Regions from separate parts of the Homo sapiens genome. Here all the other regions are linked to region 3. A link is an interaction called in ENCODE POLR2A ChIA-PET data of the cell type or tissue named here. Cell type or tissue: OCI-LY7. All regions are shown on one strand. Each heading gives the region's core, and the rest is flanking DNA. Links, peaks and the distances in the headings are about the cores only.

Region 1 (6,230 bases), core at 766-5,765, 55 kb after region 3:
TTGCATAAGATGGGGCATTTGTGCAAACCCAGCATGTCTTGATGGGATCACTATACAAATATGCAGCAAAAGAGATTAAAGCCAGTCTTCAGGGGAAATGAGAAACTTTCCAAGGCTATAAAACATGGAATACGGGTGGCCTGCATGGGTTCTTGAATTCCTTTCATTTTCTGGAGGAAATGATTAAAGAACAGTATATATAGCTATCCTTCTGGGGTAGAAGAGATGAAGTTCAACATGGAAACAGAAGAGTGGTCTAATCAACCTTTTCATTTCTGGAAATGTGTAATTTAAGGTTAAAAATGTTTTAAAAAGTGTAACTAAAAAATTTTTTTAAACTAACACAAGATAGATTTTATCCAGGTGGGAAACCAAGTCCCTCCTTGAAGAGTATAGTGTGGGAGTATCAGCCTAATGCGAGGCCATCCTGAATTTGAGTGTGATTGCAAATAAAAATAAAATCAAGCACAATTGATACTTATCAGTGCTTCTCAAATGAGCAACTGCATCAGAACCGTTCCTCTGAGGTTACTGTGCTGGACTGACCTGGGTATCAGTCTCTTCACAACCTGAGCTTCTGAAAAAGTCATGAAATACCTGGACCTGGGATTTTCTGTGATGGGAGAGAATTATTTTTGTGCAGAAAGACTGTATTGCTACTTGAAGAACATGGCTTTCTGAGGGGATCAGAAACATGTCCATTTCAGAAAACATTGAAAGCATAGGAATCAAATTTTAGGAGAAAATAGTACTTACTTGCTTCTACTTCAACCTGAAGTAGAAACAGAAATGACAAGTTATAAGGAAATGCTTCTCAACACAGCCTTCATGATCCCTGTTCCTGGATTGTGGCCCGCCAAATTCATTTGTTTTTTGTGTTGCTGAACCAAATACATGTTCGTGCTCATTTCATTAGCTCACTGCTGGGTCAAGCCTCAGGTAGAGTCTGAAACAAAAGCCATCATTAGCAAAGACAGGGTAAAAGGCTTTCACCTGCTGCCAGAACTCTCTGGATACCTCTGCACGGTCATTAGATTCCTCCTGGTCCCGCGCTGTCTGCATTGTATTTGAACTCGCTTGTTAACCTGCTTCCTGAGCTGTGGTTCTGCTTCAGTCCCAAATGAATCACTGGCAAGGTAGCACATCATTTCATCCAAAGTTCAGTGTAATGGCATCTCTGCCCTGGACATGAAACCCTGATCCTTTCCATCTGCTACTGGAATGCTGCTGCCTTGGCAGTCTTTTATCTGCTTACCTCAGCCCATAAACATCTCTTTCTGATCATCAGGTCACAAGAGTAGGTGTTAGCTTCTAACCCCGATGCTGTCTTAGGCATTCCTTATCAATAGCTTGTTCTTTCTTTCTGTAAGATTCTGGCTGTGTTCCAGTTGAGCAGTGGGGTCTTTGAAGGTAATCCATATGATTCCTCTTTCATTAGGAGGTTGGGTGAGTGCTGCTGCTCTGAGAAGTTGATTTTCACAGTAGGTGACCTTATTTGTTGACCAGGTACGTGCAGGATCTCAAGGCCCACATTCCTTAAGAATTTGTTGTCTCCATCCCAGGATCAGAAGTCTTCATTTTCCCCCACCCCAATCGCCACCTTCTATTTTCTGTCACAGAACCTATGAGTTCTAGGCCAGACCTTTGACCACAAAACTGACTGTTGTTTCCCTCTGGCCATACGGAGATCATTGCTCAGGGAAAACTTTGGCTCAAATGGTGAATTTAAGGTTTCTAAAGGCACTAGATAGACATATGATTATAAAAGCAAGAGCTTCTGTACAGTCTGGCCTGGAGGATATTGAGAAGCTTTTCTCTCTGGCCTAGTGTATTTATAAGAACTGGATGTACTTGATCTCGGGACCTCACCAGGCTTGGAAAGTAAGCCAACCGAAGGTAAGTAGAAATGGAAGATGTACACCTGGAGCCCTCTAAAGGGAAGCAGGCTAGGGAAACGACTGATGTCTGGAAATGGCATGAAAGTGGCATAATATGCAGGGCTACCTGGGCAGCCAGCCGTCTTTATGTTCATCTGGAACAGCAGTCCCTGTGTGATTTGGTCAAAGCCCCTGAGTCCTAGCCTCTAACCTTCTCTTCCCATATATTCAGCTCTACCTACAAGGACTCCAACACTCTGCACCTCCCTACGGAGCGTTTCTCCCCTGTGCGCCGGTTCTCAGATGGGGCTGCGAGCATCCAGGCCTTCAAAGCTCACCTGGAAAAAATGGGCAACAACAGCAGCATCAAACAGCTGCAGCAGGTAATGGAAGAGGTGGCAGGCATCCCTGGAGGAGCATGGGTGACAGAGGCCAGGATTGCAGGAGGACTGGGGTGGTAAACGTACCCCTTTTATGTCAGCAACATTGCAGTTTTATAGGTTAAAAAAGTATAGCTTTCTGGGCCGGGCGCAGTGGATCCCGCCTATAATCCCAGCACTTTGGGAGGCCAACGTGGGAGGATTGCTTGAGCCCTGAAGTTCTAGACCAGCCTAGGCAACGTGGCAAACCCTTTCTCCCCCAAAAGATTAAAAATTAGCATAGTCCCAGCTACTCCTGAGGCTGAGATGGGAGGATCACTTGAACCTGGGAGGTAGAGGTTGTAGTAAGCTAAGATCACACCCCTGCACTCCATCCTGGCAACAGAACGAGACTCTGTCTTAAAAGAAAAAGAAAGTATAGCTTTCTAATGCACTTTCTTTACTTTGTGTTATGTACAGCCCTCCCCAGGATCAAACTTCCTTCCCCTGTGAAGGGACTAAATTTTTCTCCTGTCTCTAGTTCATTGGAAAGGAATTTCTGGGCTTGGGTTTCTGTGGGAACCACCAGAGAAGGTGCTACTTTTTTTTTTTTTTTTTGAGACCAAGTCTTGCTCTGTCACCCAGGCTGGAGTGCAGTGGCACAATCTCAGCTCACTGCATCGTCCGCCTCCTGGGTTCTAGAGATTCTCCTGCCTCAGCATCCTGGGTAGCTGGGACTACAGGCGTGCACCACCATGCCAGCTAATTTTTGTATTTTTAGTAGAGACAGGGTTTCACCATGTTGACCAGGCTATGTCTCGAACTTCTGACCTCAGGTGATCCGCCCGTCTCGGCCTCCCAAAGTGCTAGGATTACAGGCGTGAGCCACCTTGCGCGCCTGGCACTCTGCGCATGATTTAGGATGCTGGGTCTTGATTAAACCTGCTGTACATTGTTACCACCTGGCATTCTCTCCAGGTGGTATGGAACGGCACTCTCAGAGGAAGGAAATGTACCTCTATATGTTTCTGTACTATAAAGATTCTATAAAGAGCCAATTTCCTTTCTGCCTTCCTGATGACCAAGCTTCCAATGGCGTGTGCTTTGTACACAGATTTCACATTGGACACTTGTACTCATACAAAGGCCATCCTTGATGTTTTCCATTCATTCATACAGAACAGGATGTGAATCTATTTAGTGCACCAGATACTTAGGTAAATGAGTTAATTGCTCATCAAGGACACTGTTCTCTTGCGGCTCTTTCTGCCCATGAGAGCTTGGAGGCAGATCTGCATCTGCTGAAATCACTGCATGAGGCGGGTCTGGCTGCATCCCATCTGTATTAACTACTTTCCCTTCAGGAGTGTGAGCAGCTGCAGAAGATGTACGGGGGGCAGATTGATGAAAGAACCCTGGAGAAGACCCAGCAGCAGCATATGTTATACCAGCAGGAGCAGCACCATCAAATTCTCCAGCAACAAATTCAAGTAGGCCCTCACTCTTTGCTTTCTCCAACTTGTTTGGAGTTTGCTTTCAGGCTGATTTGCCTGTGCATTTTGGAGGAGACCACTCAGTGCAAAGTGGATTTGAGGTCTGTTTATGGTTGACATGTTTGAGTAAAGGTAATCAGACCTTCTGGTGAACAACAAAAGCATAAATCTGAGACACAGATAGTTCTTTCTGTTTCTTCCCTTCCTGAGAATAGCTCTGAGTAATCTTCAAGCTCACAATAATTTTTTTCCTTTCCCCATATATGTTTTAGGACTCTATCTGTCCTCCTCAGCCATCTCCACCTCTTCAGGCTGCATGTGAAAATCAGCCAGCCCTCCTTACCCATCAGCTCCAGAGGTATGAGTCATTTTGTGTTGTGCCTAAGCCATTGTCTCGATAGCCTGGTACCCTTGGCTTGACTCACTGGGAGATATGGACTGACTTGAGCATTCATCTTGCAAGAATCTATTTGAAAAGGAGAGAAACCACTGTAAATTTCAGGAGCCTTCTTGAAATCCCAACTTCCTGTGCCACTTCATTTCCTTAGCCCCATGAGCAAAGTAATCTGATATCTAATACAGGAGCCAGACATAGGCCCACAATGAACTCTGCCATTTTGGCTGAGTTCTTTTCAAACAAGATGTAGATAGGTTTTAAATACACTGTGGTGGATGGCTTATGTATATTTTTCTAACATGAGGCTTATCAAAGTAAAAAAAAATAGTTTCCACTGATATATGTTGTATGGCTGAAACTTAAGATTGTACTGTCACCTTAGGAAGCTTCTTTGTGTATCTCTTTTGTTATTTTTAAGGTTAAGGATTCAGCCTTCAAGCCCACCCCCCAACCACCCCAACAACCATCTCTTCAGGCAGCCCAGTAATAGTCCTCCCCCCATGAGCAGTGCCATGATCCAGCCTCACGGTGAGTGGAGAGGTTCAGACCAAACAGTTCATTTTATGCCACATGGGAAAAAATGATGGTCTCAGTTTTGAGCACCATAAACCATTTGAAAGGCAGAATAACATAGTATTCAGGGGTATGGACTCTAGAGCCAAGCTGCTTTGGTTTGCATCCTGGTTCCATCAGTTTCTTAGCTGTAAACCCTTGGGTAAGTTAACTTGACTTCTTGAATTAGTCCATTTCACACTGCTCTAAAGAACTGACTGAGACTGGGTAATTGATAAAGGAAAGAGGTTTAATTGACTCACAGTTCCACATGGCTGGGGAGGCCTCAGAAAACTTACAACCATGGCAGAAGGAGAAGCAAGGCTCATCTTCCATGGTGGCAGGAGAGAGATTGCACAGGGGAAAGCGCCAGAAACTTATCAGACAACCAGATCTCAAGAATTCCCTCATTATCATGAGAACAGCATGGAGGAAACTGCCCCGTGATCCAGTCGCCTCCCACCAGGTCCCTCCCTTGACACATGGGGACTACACTTCAAGATGTGGGTACACACAGAGCCAAACCATATTACTTCTCAAATGTCAACTGAGGATAATTATGGTACAGTATGTAGATATACGTAAAACACTTGGAACAGTCTCTGGCACAAAATAGTTCTCAATAAAGGTTTACTATTATTAATATTTTTAACAAAACCTCCAGCCCTACCAAATAAAAAGCAGCTACCAGAACCTTCCTTATAGACATGCCTCCGTTTGGCTGTCTACTATACACGTGGGCCCCTCTCTTGTGGGTGTACAGATGGGAGTGAAGATAAGTATAATGTGACTGTGAGTCTTCAGAGGTCAGCCGTCTTAGGATCTCTTGAGTAACACTCCACGAGCTACGTCCCTAGTCAGTCTCCCTAGGATCCTTGAGAAGAGTCTGAATTGGCCTCTAGGCTCTTCCTACTTAAAGTGGGGTCCCCCAGCCACCAATATTGGGAGAAAAAGTAAGATCTCAGGTCGTATTCCAGACCTGTTAGAGTCTGTTTTTTTTTTTTTTGAGATGGAGTCTCCCCCTGTCACCCAGGCTGGAGTGCAGTGGTATGATCTCGGCTCACTGCAACCTCCACCTCCGGGTTCAAATGATTCTCCTGCCTCAGCCTCCCAAGTAGCTGGGATTACAGGCGCCCGCCACCACACCCAGCTAATTTTTGTATTTTTAGTAGAGACAGGGTTTCGCCATGGTGGCCAGGCTGGTCTCGAACTCCTGACCTCATGATCCGCCCACCTCGGCCTCCCAAGTGCTGGGATTACAGGTGTGAGCCACCACGCCCGGCCTAGAGTCTGCATTTTTAACCAGATGCCAGGCCATTTGTGTGCATGTGAAAGTTCAAGAAGCACTGCCTAGATCCGAGTTACCCCATGTAATCCATGGACCAGCTTTTAAGGGAACTTGTTGGAAACACAAATTCTTAGGGGCCCATCCTGACCTACTGAATCAGAGTTTGAAACAGAATTATATAGATAGGACCCAGGAATCTTCTGTTTAACAAGTTCTCCAGACTTGTCCTATGCTCAGTGCAGTTTGAGAAGCACTGTTCTAGCT
Region 2 (6,230 bases), core at 750-5,749, 55 kb before region 3:
ATGAAATCCTCAATGAGATACCACGTATCCACTAAGATGGCTGTAATAAAAAAAGATGGACAATAACAAGTGTTGGTTAGGATATGTGGAAAGTAGAACTTTCTGGCATTGCTGGTGAGAGAGAATTTAATGATGCAGCAGCTTTGTCATTTCTTCAAAATGTTTAATGTTCCAAAAAATGTTAAAAGTGGAATTACCATATAACCCAGCAATTCCACTGGTAGGTATAAACCCAAGATAAGTGAAAACACATTCACATAAAAATTTTATGAATGTTCATGGCAGCATTATTCATAATAGCCAAAAAGCAGAACAACCAAAATGTCCATCAACTAAAGAATGGATAATTAAAATTAATATATCCATACAATGGAATATTATTTGGCAATAAAAAGTAATGAAGTACTGATACATGCTGCAAGGTGAATGCCCCTTGAAAACATTATGCCAAGTAAAAGAAACAAGTCACAAAAGGACCAGATATTGTATGATCTCATTGAGATGAAATATTTAGTATAGGCAAATTTATAGAAAGAAAGTGGATTAGTGGTTGCCTAGGGCTGGTGGAGGGATAGGAGTGGGGGAATGAGGAGTGACAGCTAAACAGGTATGAGGTTTTTTTCAGTCGGAACAAAAATGTTCAGTTAGATTGTGATGGTTGCACTATCCTGTGAATTTATAAAACACGTTGAATTTTACACTTTAAATTGGTGAATTGCATGGTATGTGAATATCTCAATAAAGCTGCTTTTTTTTTTAAATAACTAGAATACAAAGAAAGCAGGGAAATTCTTGCTGAGGAGAAATACTAATGTGATTATTTGTCTTGTTAATGAATTTCATGTCCTCGTTCGGGCTAAATATTTGTCAATTTTTAAAAAAATCTACTTTCAGAAAGAGTTTCAGGTATCTTTAACAGAAGATCAACAGATTAAAACAAATTTAAAAGAATTAGGGCCAAATAGTCTAGGGAAGAGGAGAGATGGATACTATTTTACCAGAAAACTTAGGCTAAGTAGAGCTACCACAGTTCACTTAGCTTTTGCTTTCTGGCAGTACAGGCCAACAAGAAAACATGGATTCCTTAACTAACATTATTAAATAAAAGGAAAAAATACAATTGAGAAAACCGATTTCCCAGCACCACACTGTAAGTCAAAACTTAATACCCTGTGACTTGATATCAGGTTCACAAAACTATGTCTAAAAGAAAAATTCTTCAATAATACATTTTTAAAAAAGATTTCAAGGCCAGGTACGGTGGCTTATACCTGTAATCCCAGCACTTTGGGAGTCCAAGGCAGATCACTTACAGCCAGGAGTTTGAGTCCAGCCTGGGCAATATAACAAGACACTGTCTCTACAAAAACAAACAAACAAACAAACAGAAACCCCTATGGTGGCACATGCCTGTAGGCCCAGTCGCTGGGGAGGATCACTTGAGGCCAGGAGGTTGAGGCTGTAGTGAACTGTGATCGTGCCACTGTACTCCAGCCTGGGTGACAAAGACCCTGTTTCAAAAGGGGGAAAAAAAGGGTTCCAAAGTGTTCTTTATATGGAAACCATTTTGATTCTGGATATAGGTCTAGTGAGTCTAGTGAAGAAATGTTGTTTGTTAAGCGATCTGGTTACTTGAACTGACGGAAAGCAGAAAGCTGTTGTTTAGTCTGGTATCTCCAACATTAAATAGAAGTTTCCTAACAAAACAATTTAAGACTGAATTTGAATGTAGTGCTAGAAGAGCAGAGCATTCCATTATGATGTTTGCAGTTAACTATTTTAGAATAGCTTTAGATGTGTAGAAAAATTGCAGATACAGTACAGAGGTCCCAAATACCCCACGGTCAGTTTCCTCTATTCTTATTATCTTACAGTAATATGATACATTTGTCATAATTAATGGACCAATATTAGTACATCCTTATTAAAGTTCATACTTTACTCAAATTCCGTTAGTTTTTACCAAAATGTCCTTTTTCTGTGTCAGGATCTTGTCCAGGATACCACACGCCATTTAGTCACCATGTCTCCTTAGGTTTCTCTTAGCTGTGACAGTTTCTCAGTCTTTTCTTGTTTTTGATGACCTTAATGGTTTTGAGTAGTACTGGTCAGGTATTGTAGAATGCTCCTCAGTTGGAATTTGTCTGATGTCTTTGTCATGATTAGATTGGGGTTATAGGTTTTGAGTGGTAAGATAACCAAGGTAAAGCGCCATTTTCATCACATCATACCAAGGGCACATACTATCAACATGACTTATTACTGTTGATGCTAACCTTGATCACCTGGCTCAGGTAGTGTTTGTCAAGTTTTTCCACTGTAAAGTTCTTTCTTTCCCCCCCTTTCATAATGTACTGTCTGGAAGGAAGTCATTAGATGCACATGCTTTTGATAGCATTTTGTGCAATTGAAAAAAGTAACTTTGTTTGGTAAACTAAGGAGCCTGACATATTTACTTTTCCAGTGGAGAGCTTACCTATGTTTACACAGAGTTTGCTGGAATCTCTACAAGTAAGGCTAAAGCAAAGCTTTTCTCAAGAAAGAGCTTTAGTTTTGTTCACATGCTTGAACTCTTGCTTGAAACTGCTACAGTTCTGTACTATAAATTATGGAAGAGATTTCCTTGGCCTAGAATTTCTTGGAGATGATAGTTGTCTACCTTATAAAGAACCATGAGCTGTTAGTTTTCTATTACTATGTAGCAACCTGCCACAAATTTAGCAGCTTAAAGCAGCACACATTTACTGTCTTACAGTTTCCATGGGTCTTGAGTCCTGGCATGGCTTAGCTGAGCCCTCTGCTCAGGGTCTCAGAAGGCTGTACAGTATTAAATGGACTGCATTGTCACCTGGAGGCTTAACTGGGAAAGTAGTTACTTACGAGATCGTTCAGGTAGTTGGTAGAATTGCTTTATGAGTGAGGATCCCAGCTTTTTGTTGGCTGTTGGCTGGGGCTTCTAAAGAGACTGATCCTAGAGAGACTGCCCGCAGTTCTTTGATGCCACCCACAGTTCCTTTTCCTGAGGGCTTCCGTAACATGGCCATTTACTTCATTAAGCTCTCTAGCTCCACTTGGAAGAAAGGGAGGATATTACATAAAGGCATGAATAGGTCTGTCATTATGTGTGTGTGTGTGTGTATGTGTGTGTGAGAGAGAACCATTGGGGGCCAGTCATCATGGGGTCTGTTTGTCACACAGAATATGACTTTTATTTTTATTTTTAATTTTTTTTGAGGGTACATAGTAGGTGTATATATTTCATAATATGACTTCTGAAGAGAATATTTAATTTTGAGTAGGACTGCATCCAGTAAGTCTGTCTTGATGAAAATTAGTCACAGAGTACATCCCAAATGTTAGTTTAACCCAATAGAGCTGGTTGTAGTAAAAAGAATAAACTTTACTTTTAAAAATATTGGGTACAAGGTTAAATGGAGGTAGGTAGAGCTGTTCAATGCAGCATACCAGCTGGGGATGAAGAAAGAAGTTGGAGGATAGGTGAAATACGGGGATATGTTTTCCTTGTTTCAAAATTTTGCTAAAGTCTGATGCTGTCAGTCATCCATTCTTTTATTAGTCAATTATCTCTGTTTATATTTAACAACTCATTACCATAAAATCTACTTTTGAGAAGGAGCAAAACATAATGAAGTGGAGGGCTCAGGTTCTTGAGCTCGACTGTCTGGCTTCGATTCCTGCCTCTGCCATTCAGTACTGTATATCCAGGGCACATAACTTCATTGGTAGGTGTCTCAGAAACATCTGTAAAATGAGAATAATAGTACCTACTCCATAGGGTTGTTGTATGGGTTAAGAGTTAATGCCTGTAATTATTCTTTTCTTTTTTTTTTTTTTTTGAGACCGAGTCTCGCTCTGTTGCCCAGGCTGGAGTGCAGTGAGGCGATCTCAGCTCTCTGCAGCCTCCGCCCCTCCAGGTTTAAGCAGTTCTCTGCTCAGCCTCTGGAGTAGCTGGGATTACAGGCGCGTGCCACCACGCCCAGGTAATTTTTCGTATTTTTAGTAGAGACGGGATTTCACCATCTTGGCCAAGCTGGTCTTGAACTCCTGACCTCGTGATCCACCCGCCTCGGCCTCCCAAAGTGCTGGGATTACAGGCGTGAGCCACCACGCCTGGCCATTATTCCTCATTTTTTTCAAGTGCAGTAAAGATGTCATAGTTATGTTTAAAAAAAGAGAAAGACTCCTGTTTGAGGTATATTGAAGTAGTTACAGATGAAATGATACGGTGATTGGGATTTTGGAGAAACTTGGTAGAGATATAGATAAAACAATTGACTATAAAGTAATAATTCTTGAAGCTGATTGATGCTTTGAATTATTTTATTGTCTACTTTTGTTAATATTTGAAAATTTTCATTACAAAAAGTAACAAAAAAATTTAGTGCCTTGGGACATATTAGGTGCTCAGTATATTTTACCTATTCTTACTATGCTTATGTTTAATATATTGGAATTAACTAGTCTAAAACAAAAAATATAAAACAAACTAAAATTGACTCTTTGAGTTTCTCATTTCTAAGTGAGAAATTTGATAATGGAAACATCGTCAAATTTGGCTGACATTGGATTATGCAACATTTCTTAGACTCGGATTCTTGGTTTCTGTGTTCATGTCTTTCTGGTGTGGTTGTAATTTACAGTTTAATTAATTTGACCTACTTGTTGCCCGTTTCACATTCCATTTAATTTAGTCTGCCATTGTTTGTTCTGTAAGTGGGATGGAAATTAATGTCAATATTATTATTTAGTGTTCTTAGTTTTAACAGTGGGAAACATTGACTTTACCAATAGTGAAAATATTAGCAAATGCCAAGGCTTTTCTGGGCAAACAGTGGTGTTATGCTTTAGTTTTAATGTATTTAATTGAGGAAAGAAACACTTATTCACCAAGGTTATCTCAAATGTGGTAAATGCAGTTTTCTGCTTATTATCATATGGTCCTACATTATATAGCACTGTAAAACTAGATGACTTAGGGCTGGGTGTGGTGACTCATGCCTGTAACCCCAGTGCTTTGGGAGCCTGAGGTGGGAGGATTGCTTGAGGCCAGGAGTTCCAGATCAGCTTGGGCAAAAGAGCAAGACCCTTCTCTTAAAAAAAATTAATTTAGCTGGGCATGGTAGTACATGCCTGTAGTCCTGACTACTCAGGAGGCTGAGGTGGAGGATCTCTTGAGGCCAGGAGTTTGAGGCTGCAGTGAGCTATTATCACATCATTGCACTCCAGCGTGGTCAACGGAGCAAGACTCTGTCTCTAAAAGAAATAACAAATACAGCCGGGCGTGGTGGCTCATGCCTGTTATCCTAGCACTTTGGGAGGCTGAGGCAGGAGGATTGCTTGAGCCCGGGAGTTTGAGAGCAGCCTGGACTATAGTGAGACCTCATCTTTACAAAAATAAGTAAATAATAAACAGATAAGAGAAAATAAAAGAAATAATAACTAAAACTAAATGGCTTGATTACTTTAACTAACCAAGATTGAGAGTTGTATGACTAGTAGTGATTCTGATTTATGTGAATGAACCCTTAGGACTTAAATGTCAATTTAAAAACTTAAAAAAGTCAAAACCCAAGTCTCCCAGAGTTCGAATTAGGAATTGGCACAGTGAGAACCTTATCTTGATAACTCTCTTTCTTTCTTTTTTATAGTCAGGGTCTCACTCTGTCACCCAGGCTAGGAGTGTAGTGGCTTGATCACAACTCACTGCAGCCTTGACCTCCGGAGCTCAAGCAGTTCTTGTGCCCCAGCCTCCCAAAATGCTGGGACCACAGGCACATGCTAATGTGCCCAACCAATTTGAAATTTTTTTTGTAGAGACAGGATTCCACTATGTTGCCTAGGCTGGTCTGAAGCTCCTGGGCTTAAGCGATCATCTCACCTTGGCCTCCCAAAGTGCTGGGATTGCAGGTGTGAGCCACTGTGCCCAGCTGATACCTCTGCTTTCAAGTCATGTAATAGATGAAAACATTGAGGATTAGAGGGGTAAAGTGATTTTCCCAAGGTCACAAACATATCTTAGAGATACAGCTGGAAATTGAACTCTCAATCTCAGCACCCACTGCATTCGTCTTTTTGCTGTCACAGTGATTTCCAAACTGTTCTGCAGAGCCCTAGGCTTCTAAAAAGTTTTGTCTGTAACCAGGATGGATACTCTTTTTTCTGTCTTATGTGTTAGGGTTTATGTGTGATTTTGTTCAGAAGGAAAAAGT
Region 3 (6,230 bases), core at 375-5,374:
TTAGCCAGGATCTTCAAAACATTCCACGCAGAAAGAAGAACAATGCAAAGGCCTGAGAGAGATAAATTCAACATAGAAGAAAGGGGTAGAAGAAAGTCCAGCATGGCTGGAGATAATGAATAAAATGGGGATTGGAAGAAGTTGGGGTGAGAGAGATGGCAAAGGCCAGTTGCACGTGGTTAGGATGTGGGATTTCATTTAGGTTCCAGTGGGCACTGAGTTGGAGCAGCGTGGGCAGCAGTAGAATGCACAAGGTCTATTTGAAAAAAAAAAAAAAAGGGTGAGCAGCTCAGTGGAAGGGAAGGCTAAAGGAGAGGAGTCTCCCCGAGAAGGCAGGAGCAGTAGATGTTTATATTAGATTGAAATCATTTGAATATAAGATATAAGGCTTAATTAATCCAATTCAGTATGGAGACGGCAAAAAGCTGGAAGCTGAGGGAAGGGAAGGGCCTCCTGGTAATAGGAAGGCCAGTTAAAGGCTGTGAATGGTAAAATCCCGCATGAGGGTGATGGTGGCAGTAAACATGCAAAGGAAGAAAACGGCAACAAATTCAAGAGAGAAAGCAAGCGAGAATTTCTAGGACCAGATAACCAATCATATGTCTTGACCAGGAAGAGGGAATTTTGAAAGATATGTTTAGAAATAAAGAAATGAAATTTTCTTACTGATGGATTATATTAAGCTATCAAAAAAATGGTGTTTTGAAAATGGTTAATGTATTGCTATTCGAAAGTAATTTTAATGTCCTTGTCCCCAAAGATTAAGTAGCAAGGTGTCTATATTTAAAATAGATTGCCTGAGAAAAAACTGAAATGTAGCTGGCTTACTCCCTGAAGAAAAGTTCTTTCAAATGCTTAGACGTTATAAGAATGTTCTGAAAATTGTGGAAACATTTTTTTTAAACCTAAGGAAGTTGGAAACTTTTGTCTTTAAATGTCGACTCCCAGAATGGTCTCCATGAGATAGTTTCCACTCTCGTGTTATTGTTTTAGTTGGCAATCAGTAGACAGCAAAGATCAGAAATGCAACTATAGAAAGGCCAATATCCTGGAAAGAATTTTCAGAGCATGGATTTAAGGTACCATGGAAAATTTTGACCTTAATGCAGTGAGAGCTAGACCATTTTATTATTTTTTAGGGAGAAATTAAAACATTTCCTAACTCAATTGACCTTTCACCCTTAGTATGAATATACTGAGATACCATCATATAGAAAAGAAAGGTTGGAAACCTTGGATTTTTGAGTACCCTTCCACAGTGTGTTGACTGACAGTGCCTCTGACTGGTCACAGGAAGTAGTTATGCAATACTCATTATATCAATCTAAATTGTATTTCATGATTCTAATGCCCTCTTTTTAGGCTATCATTCATTGCACCTCCCAGGTTGACATGTCCAGTGAATTGAGACCAGAGAGGCCTTTGTGTTTGTCCTGAATTCATAATAGAGTCTAGGAATTTTAATAGCTAGACCTGTGTTCTTGCCCTGAAATGGCATATGACCATTACCAAGAAGCGGCTCTAAATAACCTTCCTGCACGTTGACCCTTGGGAAAAGAAAATTTGAAATATTATCTCTCTTGAATCCTATTCCTGAGACTAGAACTTTACAAATTTGTATTCTACTTAATGTCATATCTATATTTTTTAATATTAAGATTATTAACTTAGTTTAACACAGAAAAAACGTTGATGTTCCAGGAAGGTGCACCCTATTTAGCCTACGGTTTCTCGTATATCTTGGAACACTGAAGTGTAACACCTGAGGCTGTGTAAACAGAGGCCAGCCTGAGAAGCTGAGAATCAAGAATTTGATGCTCAACCATAGATTCCTCTTACTCACACTTCTAGTTTGTGCAGAGTGACTTCTCTATTACTTTTCCTCAGCCTCAAGGATTTTCATGCCATTATCTATTAATTGCACGTCACTTATTTTGGGGATAATTAGAAAAAGGGGGAATGAGAGGTTGGGAATAGAAAAAGGGAGAGAAGCAAAGGGCAGAAAAGAAATGGAAGCTTTTGCTTTGAGGTCTTGTGGGGGTGGGGGTGGAAAAAAAAGTGTAGGAGAAGCCTGAGCCCAAAAGCTTGCCTCCTCCCTCTACAGGGAAAGGGAGTTGAGCGGAGTGTAAGAGGGTGGATGGCATGCGCTTCTGACCTACCAAAGCATCTGGAAATTTCAGACTGCTCTTTGTCTCTGAGACTGTGTTGGGCACAGCATTGAATAAAGTGTGGATCAATAAGTATGTGAAGTGCTGGATATGTTAATTCACTGGATTTAATCATTCCTCAGTGTATACATGTATCATAACATGTACGATGTACCCTGTAAATATATACAACTATTGTAATTTGCCCATTAAAATAAAACAAAATATAAATAAAACATGAGCAGTGATGATTAAAAGCCAAAGTTTCATCTTAATCTGTATAATATCTAGAACAAAGAAAAATAATTTTATCGGCATTTTATTGAAGCTGCAGAAAATGACAGCTTTGAAAAATCTCAAGCAACGTATGGTTTAAGGAAATTAGGTGTACACTTAAGCTATAGTTTGTTTGTTTCTCCCTTTCCTTTCCTTTCCTTTCCTTTCCTTTCCTTTCCTTTCCTTCCTTCTTCTTCCTTCTTTCCTTCCTCTCTTGTCCTCTCCTTTTCTTTCTTTCGTTCTTTCTCTCTCGCTCTCTTTCCTCTCTCTCTCTCTCTCTTTCCCTTCCTCCTTTCCTTCCTTGCCTCCCTCCCTCCCTTCCTGTCGCTCAGACTGGAGTGCAGTGGTGCAGTCATAGCTCACTGTAACCTTGAACTCATGGGCTCAGGGGATCCTCCCACCTCAGCCTCCCAAGTAGCTGGGACTACAGGTGTTTTGCCACCATGCCTGGCGAATTTTTAAATTTTTTGTGGAGATGGGACTCGTTTTGCTGCTCAGGCTGGTCCTGAACTTTTGAGCTCAAGAGATCTTCTCACCCCACCTACCTAACTGTTGGGATTACAAGCATGAGCTACTGTGCCCAGCCTCTTACCTGTAGTTTCTAGTTTAAGAAGTTTTAGAAGAACATTGATATTCTATCCATTTAGAGTAGTGTTTTACTTTTATTAGTGGCTATAGAAACTATAAGAACTATAGAAAAGTTATAGAAACTTACAGTTCTTATAGGAACTCTAAGAACGTTTATATAAGTCTGCCCAAGGTCATGTGTCCTCATGAGGATCGTAAGCTCCTCAAATGCAAGTTGATGTTGGGAAGGGACTAACGAATCACCCAGAGTGCTCCTTCACTCTGATTCTGAGGGAGTCTTTATTGTGTTGTGTGAAGCGTGTTGGAAGCCAGGTGTGGTCGCACGCACCTGTAGTCCCAGCTACTCAAGAGGCTGAGATGGGAGGGTCGCTTGAGCCGCAGAGGTTGAAGCTGCAGTAAGCTATGATTACACCATTGCTCTCTAGCCTAGGCGACAGAGCGAGACCCTGTCTCTTAAAAAAAACAATAAAATTTTTTACTTTTTGTAGAGATGAGGTCTCGCTCTGTCGCCTAGTTTGGTCTTGAACTCCTGAGCTCAAGTGATCTTCCTGCCTCAGCCTCCCAAAGTGCTAGGATTATAGGCATGAGACACTGTGCCTGACCTAAAAAAAAAATTTTTTTTTTTTTTTGGCTCACACCTGTAATCCTAGCACTTTGGGAGGCCGAGGCGGGCGGATCACGAGGTCAGGAGATCGAGACCATCCTGGCTAACACGGTGAAACCCCGTCTCTACTAAAAATACAAAAAATTAGCCGGGCGTGGTGGCAGGCACCTGTAGTCCCAGCTACTCAGGAGGCTGAGGCAGGAGAATGGCGTGAACCCGGGAGGCAAAGCTTGCAGTGAGCTGAGATTGCGCCACTGCACTCCAGCCTGGGCGACAGAGCAAGACTCTGTCTCAAAAAAAAAAAAAAAATTTGATGTGATATTATAGAAATTTAAAATTAAAGCAATGTCAAAAAGAGTGAGGCTGACTTTTTAGGCAAGCCTTTGCAAGGTGGCAGAATATTAGTAAAGGTCCCCATTATATCAGAATCTGGTTGTCATTTATGAGTTCTGAAATATACCTTATCAGTTCTCTTAAAATCATAAGAGAGTGAGTATAATATTTGTATCAGTTTTCTTAGCATCAAAAAGTACAGTTTGCTAGTGGTAGGCATGGGTATTTCATCTAGTCTTTTTAAAATATCCTGATTTGAGTGGTCTTTGGCTCGTCTTTGCGGAGGTTATACACAGACCATCCTTAATTTACCATCTCAAGTAGTATACAGGATCTTTTCCCAGCCAGTGACTTCTGAATCCTCAGAGATTTTCAGTGTTCCAAGAGATTCATGTCATACAAAGTGATAATGACTTTTCTATTTTTTAGAAGTTAATAAATGAAATAATTACTTAGGTCTTTCCGCCCTTCTTAAATGGAATAGTTTGAGAGCCTCTGAGTATAAATCGAGTCTACCTGCTGGCAGGGCGCTAATGAGCATGCTTATGACTTGGTCATTCCATTTATTGTTCAAGTAGTTGGTTATCATAATAGCTTTGACCAGGGTACAGTTTTTCATTGTATTTTATTAAGTTTACATCTATTATGGATCACTGGATTATATAAAGCATAAAGAACACTAATGTTGAAATTCAAATTGATGAGGATAAAAATGATAATTCTGTAATGCCTCAAGACAACCTTCACCAAATTCATGATTTGTCTTTGTTTGGCCATGGTTCTTACACAGCACATCAAATTGTTTCTAGGGCCTCAAGAAACAAAGTTTAAAAATGTTACATTACATACATACACACAAAATATGTATATACCACATGTATATACATTTTTTACACACATATCCGTATCTATATCTATCTATCTATATTATATCCAGTTTGATTTATTGGGAATAAAGACTATCTACATTCATAGTATATTATTTGCAAAGAAGTGCTAATAAGTAATGACCCAATATTTGTTAATCCATTTCATTATTTAAAAGCAAGGCATGAAAATAATTCATTTAATCAAGTCTGGTTTTTAGGTTCAAACATGTAAGTGTTCCAAATCCTAGGTCATGAAAAGTATTCATCTGTTTTGTGTATTATAATCTCAGTATATTTGTGGCTTCCAAAGCCAGGTGCCGTGGTTCATGCTTGTAATCCCAGCACTTTGGGAGGCCAAGGCGGGAGGATCCCTGCATACCAGCCTGGGCAACATAATAAGACCCCATCTCTATCCCACCGCCTGCCCCCCCGCCCCATCAAAAAGAAAAAATACACATACACACACACACACACACACACACACACACACACACATATATGGCTTCCTACTAAACATGATATATCAATTTTAAATAAATACTTTTTCTTGAATAATTGAAATAAATAGTGTGGGTCACTTGTATGATGGGATAATATGAATTTGTCTTAAAATTCATAGTGAACTTTTAAATTAATTTTTAATGTACTAATGTAAAATAAAATGTCTTTTAGCTAAAGTCTCTTCTGTATCATAAATCATAGAAAAATGACAAAATTATTTTTAAAATTTCTTTCCCGGGAGGTTTTTAAGATAATACATTCCTTTGAAAGGAGTTTGTGAGTCAGAAAAGCTGGAAAATAAAAAGGTAACTGTACTGATTTCTTTACATTCTAATCCAAGTATACCATGGTTTTCTTGATCAGATTGAGTGAGTCTCTGAACTGTTGATAGAACCTTCTTCAGGAAAGCCCCATTTCTCTAGAATATACCAATTGCCCCTCTGGAACTTTTCCTTAAAACTCATCCAGTGGTTATAATTATATAGTTACATGTGTGCTTGTTTCATGTGTATCTCCCCCACTGGACTAATCTGCTACATGAGGGCAGGGACCATGTCTGTCTTGTTCACCTTGTACTGAGAATACATTTGTGGTCCATCAAAAAATTGAGGAGGCAGGCCGGGCGTGGTGGCTCATGCTTGTAATCCCAGCACTTTGGGACCTGGGCGGATTACCTGAGGTCAGGAGTTCGAGACCAGCCTGGCCAACATGGTGAAACCTTGTCTCTACTAAAAATACAAAAATCAGCCAGCTGTGGTGGCACATGCCTGTAGTCCCAGCTACTTGGGAGGCTGAAACAGGAGAATTGCTTGAACCCAGGAGGTGGAGGCTGCAGTGACCCAAAATGGTGGCATTGCACTCTAGCCTGGGCGACAGAGTGAGACTCCATCTCAAAAAAAAAAAAAAAAAAAA
Region 4 (6,230 bases), core at 425-5,424, 120 kb before region 3:
AGTTAAACATGAATTAAGAACTTGTGTGCCAGGTACTGCACTAAATGTTAATGGCATAAAGGTGAATAAAACATCGTTTATACTGTGTTTTGTTTCACACAGGATTTGAGATGGCTGACAGAAAGTAACTAAAGTGAGATTGTAAAATGTAACTGAGGTTCAGAACCAGGGAAAAGATAAATTAGATTTGGAGGCCTAGATATGGTTAAATAATTAATTAGACATGAAACCCTATGGCTGAACAGTTCAGTTGAATGTTGATTTTAGTAGTGATATGATACAGAAGCTAAGCTTTGTTATAGTCACGCAATGTTGAGGCATGGTTAATATATTTAGCAGGATTATGAAGAGTTCAGGCATTTTTTGGAAACTCCTATGAATATGTCATCTAGAATTGGTTTTGTAAAATGGTAGTGCTTGTACTGTTTAGTTACATGTGTTGAATATCAGATGGATTTCAGTATTTTTTTAAAACTTTGCTTAAGCCTCTTAAGCCTCATTGAGTGGGGAGACTGCAGTGTAAGTATCCAGGCTGAAGACTGAACTTCCACCTTATTTTTATGTGGTAATGAGTTTTTGTTTAGATGATATATATGTTTTAATGTTGAGATGGAAAAAGTAGAAGTGAATTGCAGTGTAGAAACTACTCTGTTTCCTTTTTTATCTATTTTTATTTCAGTCATTAAGCTTTCCCCATCTTTAGTCTATTGAGTTGTTTCATGGCACGTTCGGAGGGATGGTGGGAATGCCCTTTGCTGAATCAAAAACTACTGTTTCTCCAACTTCACAGGTTAGAGAAGCTCATCAAGTCAATAATTTATAATTTTAATATGGAAGCTGTTTTGGGAACTCTTGTGGGCATATCTTGGTTTTAAAAGAAGAAAAAAGATTTACTGATTTAAGAGGTATATAAACGCAGCTTGCTGACAGTAGCTTTTGATTTTATTGGTTCAACAGATATCATTGTTGCACAATACATAATCTTTCACTGTGGCAGCTAATGAGATACAAAACTGCATAATTGCACCAACAGTTATTTTCCTTATAGAATTTGGCGGCTACTAAGTAAACAACTTTTAAAATTTATCTTAATTGGTTTAGTTATGTGCCATCATTGAATGAGTCTTAACATTTTCCTTCACGCTGTTGCACTCCACATTCTTAGTTGAACAGAGAAAGATATTATTTTAAGGGAGGGCTTGATCTTTTAGCATTTTAGCCAGTTGGCTTTTCTTAATTAGGATGATTACTCATATTTAGATGAAATCTAACTGAGAAACCACAGCAAAATGCTTACTGAAAACATTCGGGTAGTCAGTGTGGAGGAAAGACTCCTGGAAAATAAAATGTCTCAAGGTTGTTTTGAAGTTTATCCTCATTGTTTTTATTTATCCTTATGTGTGTTAAGTATACGAGGATTCCTGGTTGTACTGGTATTTTGGCAAAGTCCTGTACTGTTCCTCAAATGCTTCTAATGCAGACACTGACTTTTAAGAACCAGACACATGTAGATGTGCAGCGAGACAACACTCTGGCCTTTAACCATTGTGCCTCCTTTCTTACCTGCGAATTGCGTTTACTAGCGTATTTCACATTTCAGCCAATAGATCTAAAGAATACAAATGAGAACATATAGGACCTGTCTGCAAATAGGTTTTAACTTCCAGAGATTAGAAGTAGCTGTTGAGAGCACTGTGGGTTTAGTGAGAAAGAGTGCTTTGGCAGAATGGGCAGTGTCTACTGTAGGCTAAAAATGGGGGAACTATAGCATATCATGAGCCTTCTGTAACCCTCGAAGTCAGTTATTAGCAGTTGAACATGCTCTTTGGTCATAATGGCAGTCCCCAGGCTCCAGATAATAATTTGAGCAGGGAGCTGGGAGAAATAAGGAGGACATGAGTACATGGGACAAAAGTGGGCCAGTAAAGGGAAAATTACATATGAATGGAAGAATAGAGAATGGAAAATGGTAAACTGGAGAGAAAAAGATGAAAAAGACATGAAAAAAAAGAGTAGGGATAAACGGGCTCTACCTGTTTCCTTTTCTGATCAGTAAAGGAAAATACTTCTTGAAATCCTTAGGGCATCTTTGGACAAGGAAATCAGAAGTAATTCAAATTGTATTGTTGTCAGAGTTTAGTCTTAAAAGTTGTGTTGCCAGGTAGAAAACAAAGCATGATAATCATTTATAGAACTCCTTTAGTTGGTTTACTTGCCTCTTAGGGTAAAAACAAAATTAGACTTCCAGAGTAGTCTGTGATCTTGGAAAAGTCTTTCTGAAAAATGATTATAGAACTGTTAAGACATCTCCCATCTCATCTCATATGGCATCATACTTTTCCCAATTATTTTCAGATATTTTAGCATCAAAGTTTTCTAGAATGAGTTTTGTAGAACACTAGTATCCCTCATTGCTTAAATATATTAGGAGGAAAAGGATTTTTTTTATTAAATAAGTTTGGGAATATATAGAGTGGACAAAATTAGTTTTAAAATTACAGGTCATTTGAGAGGTCTTGAAGTACCAGTGTCTTGTGGATCCCTGAAGGGCTAGATGAGGGTGGGGCATGTAGCCTTTCTCAAATTTATGTGACTACCATACAGTTTGAGGAAAGCTGGTCTATATAAATGCATTACCTGTGAAACCTGGCTTTCTTCCACATCTCCTCTGACTTGCTTTGCTATTTTTTTCCCCATCTCTTACAGTACTTCCTGCTATCCCCCAAATTGGGGGAATTCTTTCTTTTTTCATTTTAAAATATGATATTCTGGAGATCTGAATTCTCTCTTTTTACATTTTTATATGTGTATTCCACTTTGAGCAATATTAATACTAGCTTACATTTTAAAATACGATATTCTGGAGATCCAATGTATAACATGAGGGCTATAGTTAATAATATTGTATTGCACTGGGATTTTTTTTGAGAGTAGATTTTAGTTGCCCTTGCTAAAAAAAAAAAAAAAAAAAGGAGGCAGGTAACTGTGAGGTGATGGATAAATTAATTTGCTTGACTATAGTAACCATTTCACTATATATAAGTATATAAAAACATTGTGTTGTATACCTTAAATATATACAATGAAAAAGAAAAGAAAAGAAAATATGATGATAGTATTTATATGTGAACTCTTTATTTGGATCTTTAAGTTTCTGGATAATCTGGTCCCTAATCTTATCTACATTCCCAGGTTTATTCATCACCAGTCTTCCATGGTAAGTCTTCACTTGAGCTCAATTTACTATTCCATGATTATATTCTGTATGTGGAATGTTCTCCTCTACTTTTTGTATTATGGTCTGGCTCAAGTGCACCTTTTCCATGAGACCTTCCCTGATATCTTTAGCTAGAAGTAATCTCTTCCTTGGCACATCTGTAGCATTTATGTACTAATACCTATAGTGTTATTTACAGATTTATTTGTGGTTATTTATGCACATGTCTTAGATTTCGAGCTTCAGAAGAGAGGGAATAGCATGCCATATCACCCAGAAGCTTGTAGCTTAGCTATTGCCTAGTAACATTATTAACAGAGTAATAATGTCAGCTAACATTTGTTGTTTACTATAATAAATGACGAGCACAGTTCTAAATGCTTTAGATAATTAATGTAGTGAAGAAGTAGAGTAACTTACTCAGTCACATGCTCAGTTAGTGATGGCGCCAGGATTTGAACCTAAGCATTCTTCTGCTCTTTATCACTATACAGTACTGCTTGCTATGATAGGTGCTCAGTGAGATTTGAATGAACAAATGAGCAGACAAGGCTTTGAAAAAGAGGGCCCATCATCTGTGGCTCAAGCTCATAAGGCACTTTCTTTTCCCCTTTTCAAAGCTGACATTTATCATTTATCTAGCCATGTAATGTTTTCAGTGACTAAGAACAATTAGCTAGAGTTCAGGTGGGCTGTGGGAGTGGTAGAGATGAGTGTGTGGGGAAATGTGTTTAGTCACTGTGTTTATTTTATTTATACACTAGAACCTGCTGCTATCCTTGTTGAAGAAATAGTGGTGAGTCCAGGCTTTGGAGTCAGGAAAACCTGGATGGGAGTTTCAGCTTCTTCATTTATTAGCAGTTTGGGCAAGTTTCTTAACAGTTGTAAACCGTAGTTTTCTTCTTTGTAAAATAATAGTAACTACTTCTTTAGTGTCTATGTGAGGATTAAATCAGATGATCATGTAAAGCACTTAGCTATAGTACCTACTACATATTAAGTGCCCAACAAATGTTACTTATGATACAATAGGTTTTACTTAACATAAAATTAACTCCTAATTTCTTAAAAAAATATGTCTTTTGAATGTGGACCTTTCGATTTTAGTCAGCTAAAGCATTAAGTCTGTTTTCTTCCACTCCCTCAACTTCATAGTAACATGTCTGTTTATAATATGCAGTGAGAATTGTAGTGTACATTGCACCATTTATACACTGCAAACATCATACATTAGTAACAAGTCTGTCATGAACTGAGTTAATTGTAGGGTTTGTTCTGAACATTTTCTTGCCAGGCATGGTGGCTTACGCCTGTGATCCCAGCACTATGGGAGGCTGAAGTGGGAGGATCACTTAAGTGAGTTCAAGACCAGGGCAACATAGCGAGACCTCACCTCTACAAACAAACACAATTAAAAAAATATATTTTTTCATTGTTGAGCTTTATTTTCGGTGTTTGTAATATGAAGACAATAGGTATCTTTTTATTTATCAAATAAGGTTTATTAATTATGCTTTTTCTTTTAAATGACAGCCTTGAGTCAACTTTTTCTGTCTTTGTGCTAAGAATTACAGTAGTCTCAACGTAGAGCCGAGGTGATTCTGATCTAAAGATGCTCCGTGAATGTGCGATATTTCTTTTTCTTTTTTTTTTGAGATGGAGTCTCACTCCGTCGCCCAGGCTGGAATGCAGTGGCACAATCTCAGCTCCCTGCAGCCTCCGCCTCCCAGGTTCAAACAATTCTCCTGCCTCAGCCTCCCGAGTAGCTGGGATTAGAGGCACACACCACCATGCCTGGCTAATTTTTGTATTTTTAGTAGAGATGGGGTTTCACCATTTTGGCCAGGATGGTCTTGATCTCCTGACCTCAGATGATATGCCCGCCTCCGCCTCCCAAAGTGCTGGGATTACAGGCATGAGCCACTGCGCCTGGCCGCATGTGGGATATTTCGAAGAATCTTAGCTTTGATGCATCTGTGGGGAAGAAATGAGTGATTATTAACAAAGGTAAAAGGAGAGGAGAGTCATTGCAAATAAAGAATCTTGTAGCGGCCAGGTGCGGTGGCTCACACTTGTAATCCCAACACTTTGAGAGGCCGAGGAGGATCACCTGAGGTCAGGAGTTCGATACCAGCCTGGCCAACATGGTGAAACCTCGTCTCTACTGAAAATACAAAAATTAGCCAGGCGTGGTGGCGGGTGCCTGTAATCCCAGCTACTCTGGAGGCTGAGGCAGGAGAATCGCTTGAACCTGGGAGGCAGAGGCTGTGGTGAGCCGAGATTGCACCACTGCACTCCAGCCTGGGAGACAGAGCGAGACTCTGTCTCAAAAAAAAAAAAAAAGTATCTTGTAGCAGTTTATTCTAGGCCAGAGCCACAGTTTGTGTTGATTTGGCTAGAAATTATTAAAGTTGGTATTCTGTGAAATTTTGTTTGAGTGGTTCTTTGTTTGGTTGAGCGGGTTCAGATGAGGCTGAGAAAACAGGAAGATTGTGCTTGGAAGAGGGGGAGAAGGCTTCCTTAGGCCAAGGCAGGTCAGTCATTCTATAAGGAGAGTCTCTATACAGGATGTTTCTGCTTTTAAAAATATGGTCTGATATGCAAATTCACTTATCTAGTGCAAATGATTCTGGCAAAGGTTTCTACTTTCTTGATTCAGGAATAAGACAAAAGAGTTTTCCACCCCATAGTACACAACAAAAAAGAGGCATTATAAAACTTTTCAGAACTACTAAAGTGGTATGATTTTATGATTTCTTGTTGAATTCAGCATTTGAAAACAGAAGAAATGTGAAAACAGAGGAAAGGTGCTTAGCATAGGAATTAACTTGTTTCTTGGCAAGGAAACCAGGGTCAGGTGTTTGAATCACTTGGCTTTGTGGTGGTTCTGTTGGTTTTTGTGTGTGTGTTTTTCTTCTTCTGCTGGATTATCATCTCTTTTTTTCTGCCTTGGAAACTGTTGCTTTATCTAGGGCAATCACCCCACTTACACAGGAGGCAAATTCAAAGCTGG

What was found. Peaks named below come from ENCODE experiments on the same cell type or tissue, not always from the same donor. Only the 100,000 strongest peaks of a DNase experiment are listed, where the experiment ranks them.
Region 1: POLR2A ChIA-PET joins it to region 3 with 9 read pairs; 6 of 35 experiments call an interaction of 5 or more read pairs at or near these places.
Region 2: POLR2A ChIA-PET joins it to region 3 with 8 read pairs; 5 of 35 experiments call an interaction of 5 or more read pairs at or near these places.
Region 4: POLR2A ChIA-PET joins it to region 3 with 5 read pairs; 5 of 35 experiments call an interaction of 5 or more read pairs at or near these places.

The regions. Positions count from the first base shown.
Region 1 is chr11:116,859,698-116,865,927 of GRCh38, reverse strand. SIK3 (SIK family kinase 3) reads left to right here. Exons shown (of 25, transcript NM_001366686.3): 16 at 2,110-2,260; 17 at 3,601-3,726; 18 at 4,002-4,087; 19 at 4,545-4,654. Among named protein-coding and RNA genes, the nearest start is that of APOA1, 25 kb to the right of the region's middle. In OCI-LY7, for the core only: no CTCF peak of the experiment used is centred there; no DNase peak of the experiment used is centred there.
Region 2 is chr11:116,969,714-116,975,943 of GRCh38, reverse strand. The region is part of intron 1 of SIK3 (SIK family kinase 3); the gene reads left to right. Among named protein-coding and RNA genes, the nearest start is that of SIK3, 130 kb to the left of the region's middle. In OCI-LY7, for the core only: no CTCF peak of the experiment used is centred there; no DNase peak of the experiment used is centred there.
Region 3 is chr11:116,914,207-116,920,436 of GRCh38, reverse strand. The region is part of intron 4 of SIK3 (SIK family kinase 3); the gene reads left to right. Among named protein-coding and RNA genes, the nearest start is that of APOA1, 80 kb to the right of the region's middle. In OCI-LY7, for the core only: a CTCF peak has its summit at 1,246; a DNase peak (open chromatin) is centred at 3,356; H3K4me3 peaks cover 444 bases; H3K27ac peaks cover 3,693 bases.
Region 4 is chr11:117,037,690-117,043,919 of GRCh38, reverse strand. All of the region lies in intron 1 of SIK3 (SIK family kinase 3), which reads left to right. Among named protein-coding and RNA genes, the nearest start is that of SIK3, 58 kb to the left of the region's middle. In OCI-LY7, for the core only: no CTCF peak of the experiment used is centred there; no DNase peak of the experiment used is centred there; H3K4me3 peaks cover 263 bases; H3K27ac peaks cover 415 bases.